Regions from separate parts of the Homo sapiens genome. Here region 1 is linked to region 2. The links are chromatin contacts, found by Hi-C in ENCODE. All regions are on one chromosome and are shown on one strand. The core of a region is the stretch at or near the end of the contact, and the rest is flanking DNA. Distances in the headings are between cores, read along the strand shown.

Region 1 (2,710 bases), core at 159-2,658, 1.3 Mb after region 2:
GAAATTCAGACTCTCAGTTTTACAGAACTGAATTCCAGAATTTTTTATGTCAGGAGCTTCCTGGAGCCAAGAAGTAAAGGAACAAATGTTTTCAGTGGACTGTTCTTTCAGTTTACATGTTAGGCTTGGAATCCATAAACCCCTCTATTCCCAAACTGTGACTCAACTCTGCTCAAGTCCACACATTTTTATTAAGTGTATCATTTGGTTTTTACCCATCACCATAAGAAACAGCACACACATAAACAGGCATGGGTATGCATGTAGACACATACACACTCACACACCCACCTCCCCTGCCCACACACACACAAACTCCAGCTTTCATTTGCTGTACAGGTTGTATATTCTAGGCACTGTGGTAAAATGTTTTTGTTCCTTACCTCTTAATACATACACCAACTCTGGGAGGAAGGTGTTTTTATTCCCACTCTACCATAAAGAAACTGAGGCAAGCAGGGTTAAGAAACATACCCGAAATCACAGCACTAACCAAATCTATGGAATTACAATTTGAAACCAGATTTCCCTGACTTCAAAGCCTATAATCTAAAGTTTTGTCTTTTTATGAAACATGATATGTGTGTGTGTATGTGTATAGTACTATTAATATAAAATATATGAAATATGTAAGAGGTGAGAACATCAGCTTTTTGGGAATATATTGGTGTAGGGATTCATTGAAGTCTGAGCTCATAGACTCTCGGAATTACAAGGGACATCAGATGACCTTAAATTACCCTGCACACAAATATCTGCACTGGACAGTAATCAGAAAGGGTGATTCCAAGAGCCTATTTCAACTGTGGGATGTTATTATCTTAATTATTACATGATATCAGTTGCTCCTTTTCAGATTACAGCATCTATACCTCCAGGGGTGTGCCAAGAATCAATGTTACAGGATAATAAGTATTCCAAAAGCTGTGTTAAAACAAAAAGAGACATATTGCTCAATTTAATGCAAAGTTTGCATGGGATGTTAACATAAAACAGGACTTTAAATCCATTTTGTACCTTTAGAATTCATTTCGAGCTACACTTCCTTAGATTCCTATGCATACATACTTAGGGCCTTGTGTCATAAAATTTTGTGGGAGAGGAGAAGTGATGAGCAAGCTCTCAAATATCATCTGACTAAAATTATTTCACTATCATTTCTAATTCACAGAATGTGTTTCCATATTTTGAGTTGAGATCTGCCTTTCCTTCCATCTCTAAATATTGAAAGTCCCTCTGTTGTAAATGCCCAATCCTTTTACTAAACATAATTTTCAGAATAGGATATAATTCTCTCTTTGTCCAGCCAAAGTCTTGAAGCAGATTTTATCTGGGCAGTCAAGTGGTTCCTCAGTCATATTCAGATCATTTGACCAGTGCAACTCGCTACTCTGAACCATGTAGAATCCAAATTACACAACCTTCCTGGCACAAAGCCAGCATTCCACCAGTTCTGTGACCCAGGGAAGGCCATTCCTTTTATGGTGCCCCAGTCTCCTTTTCTGGACAGCATGAAAAATGCAAACTGGTCATATCTAATGTTGACTGTTCTAGTTGGTGAACAGAAGCCCAGAGCTATGACATTTTAGAGCACTTGACCTTGCCCTGGAAGTCAGTGTCCTACAGCATTCCTGCGCCTCTTTTAAAATAATATAGCATCTGCAATCTCTGAAATGAGCCAGGCCTCCAATTCCATTATATCTCCTGCAGGCTAATATTTTTTCTGTTTAATTGTTGTGAGTAAATTTCAGAATTGAGCAACTATGTACGAGCAGCATCCTGAGTAGGATGAGGCACTGTTCTCTCCAATAAAGGATAAAGATCTAAACAATAAGCTAGGGATGGTTATGCCGTAAAGAGTCACCTTTGACCTCCTAGAGAGTGTCATAATGCAACAAAAAAAGTTTCATAAGTGGGAGAAATCCATGTCCCAGGGCTTTAATACTCTCCACCATCACTAAGTAGCTTATCGACACCAGCCAGTCCTGGCTAAAGAAACTGCAAGGACAAACTCTCTCCTGGCATTCCAGCCTCTCCATTACCCAGTCCATTGCCCTTCCTAGTCTAGTCTCCTCCTGCATTCCAATGCTCCTTCCTGTTTCTTGAACATGCATTCATGCCTCAGCACATTTGCAGGGGCTGTTTTCTCTGCCTCAGATGCTCTCCCTCAGCTTGGCAAATTCCCTATTCATCCTTCCTGATCCAAATTAATTAAGCTTGAGCTTTGGAGACACATTGAGCTGGGTTTGAATTCTTACATTCTAATTGGTGTGTGACTCAGGTAAACTATCTCTGAATTTGTAAATTGAGTACAACAATAATTATGTTATATAATTGCTGTGATTAGCACATTAAATGAAATTTTTGAAATTATTAGTAAAATGCTTATCACATAGTTGACACATGGTTATTTTTGTTATTTTAATAGCATTTTTATTGAATTTGAAACAGTATCTATCTCACTCTTAATTCCTTATTCTTAATTATTATCCAATAATAACACTTCTAGTATTCTAAACCAGAAGTTGGCAAACTATTTTTCTGCAAGGGACAAGATAATAAATATTCTAGGCGTTGTGGGCCATAAGACCTTTGTCATAACTACTCAACTCTGCCAATGTTGCATAAAAACAGCTATGGTCCCGGCTAAAACGGTGAAACCCCGTCTCTACTAAAAATACAAAAAATTAGCCGGGCGTAGTGGCGGGCG
Region 2 (2,700 bases), core at 201-2,700:
TGGGTGCTCAAAAAATTAAAAATAGATTTACCACATGATCCAGCAATCTCACTTCTGAGTACGTATCCAAAAGAATTGAAAACAGAGACTTTAAGAGATATTTGTACAACCATGTTTATGGCAGCATTATTCACAATAGCTAACGTGTGGCAACAATGCAAGTGTCCATGAACAGACAAATGGATAAGCAAAATGTGGTCTATACATACAATGGAATATTGTTCAGCTTTAAAAAGGAAGGAGGCTTTGATCTATACTACACAGAAAAGAACCTTGAGGACATTATGCAAAGTGAAATAAGCCAGTGACAAAAAGATACATACTGTATGATTCCACTTCTAAGAGCTGCCTAGAGTAGTCAAGATTATAGAGACAAAAGTAGTGCATAGATTCAAGGGCCTAGGGAAAGGGGAAATGGGGAGTTATTTATTAATGAATAGTGGTGATGATTGTACAAAAATATGAACATAATTAATGCCACTAAATTGTACACATACAAATGGTCAAGATAATAAATTTTATGTTATGTCATGTTATGTTATGTGATTTTACCATAATACAGAAAATGAAAAAAGAAAAGAAAGAAAGTAAAGCTTAGCGGTTTACATGACTTGACCAATGCCTCAAAGCCATGAGTCACCCAGCTGAGATCTGAACTTCAGTATATTCCATTCTGAAATCCCAGACTTTTCCCAATCTTCTTGTACTTTTCAAACTGTGTTTCAGTTGAGGTTTATTTTCAGTTTTGTATGTGAGTTTCTTCACAAGAAGGGGCGGGCCAAATTGTGTCCTGCAAAAACCTACATATCGAAGTCCTAACCCCTCTACCTCAGACTATGACTGTATATGGAGAGAGAGCCTTGAAAGAGGTATGTAAGGTAGAATGAGGTCATTATGGTGGGCCCTAATCCAACATAACTGGTGTCCTTATAAGAAGGGGAGATTAGAATTCAGACACACTTGCTGACACCTTGAGTTCAGACTGGAAGCCTCTAGAATTGTGAGAAAATGAATGTCTGTTGTTTAAGCCACCCAGTCTGTGGTATTTCCTTATGGCAGCCCCAGCAAACTAATACAAATAGTGTTTCCACAGCTGAAACAAAATTGGAAAATCACCGTCATCCTAGAGAGTTACAAGGGCTATTTTAATAGAACCTGATTGTTTTCCTAAATTCACCAAGCCCAGGCAGAGGTCAGATGACTAATTGGGATAAAAGCCAACTAGCTTCCTCTTGCTGTTTCTTTAGCCACTGGTCTGCAGGCGTTTTCTTCTTCTAACTTCCTCTCCTGTGACAAAAGAGATAACTATTAGAGAAACAAAAGTCCAGAATGCTAAGGTTGCCGCTTTCACTTCCTCTCACCCTTTAGCCCAGAACTGCTTTGAATACACCAATTGCTGTGGGGCGGCTCGAGGAAGAGAAGACACCAGTGCCTCAGAAACTGCTCGGTCAGACGGTGATAGCGAGCCACGCATTCACAGGGCCACTGCTGCTCACAGAAGCAGTGAGGATGATGCCAGGATGATGTCTGCCTCGCGCCTGGCTGGGACTCTGATCCCAGCCATGGCCTTCCTCTCCTGCGTGAGACCAGAAAGCTGGGAGCCCTGCGTGGAGGTATGTGGCTGGAGTCAGCTCCTCTGAACTTTCCCTCACTTCTGCCCAGAACTTCTCACTGTGTGCCCTGGTTTGTTTATTTTTGCAAAAAAAAAAAAGAGTTAAATTACCTTAAAGACTCAAGAAGCCACAGAGATCAAATAATTCATTGTTACAGGGCACTAGAGGCAGCCATTGGGGGTTTGTTCCATTTGGAAATTTTGAGTGCTAACAGGGGCATGAGATAACATAGATCTGCTTAAGGTCCCTGCTCTGCTACCTTGTGGCTCTGTGAAGAAATTATCAAACCTGTCTGAGACTAGTTTTCGCATCTGTAAGAGAATTATAATACCTTCTTCACTAGAGAGTAAGCAGACTGCTTCAGTGTCATTTCTTCCCACTGGTGGTCTTTACACTCAGCTTCAAGCAGTCACCCTGCTCCTTTCAATCTCAGGAAAAAGATGGCTTTTGTGTGTGTGTCTCTAGAGAAAGAACTTTCTAAGTGGGTGTCAGACTTCTGTATGCAGTAATATAGTTTAGTCCAGAGGATGAAAAAAATAAGAGAATGAAAAAGGAAAAGAGAGAGAGAGAGAAGAAAAAAGCAAGAGGGAAATATGTATAATGTCAGCTAATGCAACAGTTTCTTTCTTAGTGAAATACCAATCAGCTGGTTGGTAATCTTATTCATGATGGATCTCTTTTGTTTTTCCCCTGCGCAGACTTCACAGTTGCTTTAGAAACCCATAGTAGAGCCGAACAGCTAAGAAAATGATTTACAGTGAGGCAGGGTCAGAAACTCAAGAGAGAAAAAGCCAGCTGCAGTCCTGAAGTTGAGGATATAGGAGAAAATCAAGTAATATTTAGCAAAGACTAATTCATTATCTTGAAGCCATCCCTTCCCTCAATTCCCTGCCCATAGTCCTCCTCCTTGTCCTCTTCTCTGTATCCCTCTGCTGTTAGGTTAATGGAGATAGATTTTCTAATTAGGCTCACTGCGAGATAAAACCACAGCCAAACTTGACTTCTTTTCCCCATGTACCTTTTCCTGTCAGTCCCTGAAGCCTGTCCATCCCTGCCCATCCCCTTAGTTCCACTGTAAGGCAGGCCC

Evidence for each region. A loop is a pair of places that touch in the nucleus more often than their neighbours do. Pooled maps may share reads with other maps.
Region 1: a loop to region 2 is called in a pooled map, with 2.5 times the contacts of the local background. The contact joins the enhancer-like site here to the promoter of TLR4 in region 2. A Hi-C loop is called at or near these places in 2 of 50 pooled maps.

Annotation. Positions count from the first base shown.
Region 1 is chr9:119,003,328-119,006,037 of GRCh38, forward strand. No RefSeq gene overlaps it. Among named protein-coding and RNA genes, the nearest start is that of LINC02578, 330 kb to the left of the region's middle. Within about 2 kb of position 1,409, at least 12 of the 41 ENCODE cell types and tissues checked have a DNase peak (open chromatin) inside an H3K27ac peak, as active enhancers do.
Region 2 is chr9:117,702,953-117,705,652 of GRCh38, forward strand. TLR4 (toll like receptor 4) reads left to right here and starts at 1,451. Exons shown (of 3, transcript NM_138554.5): 1 at 1,451-1,613. The coding sequence starts at 1,521. RefSeq lists enhancers at 873-2,072, 1,020-1,520, 1,421-1,470, 1,481-1,550, 1,521-2,021 and 1 more.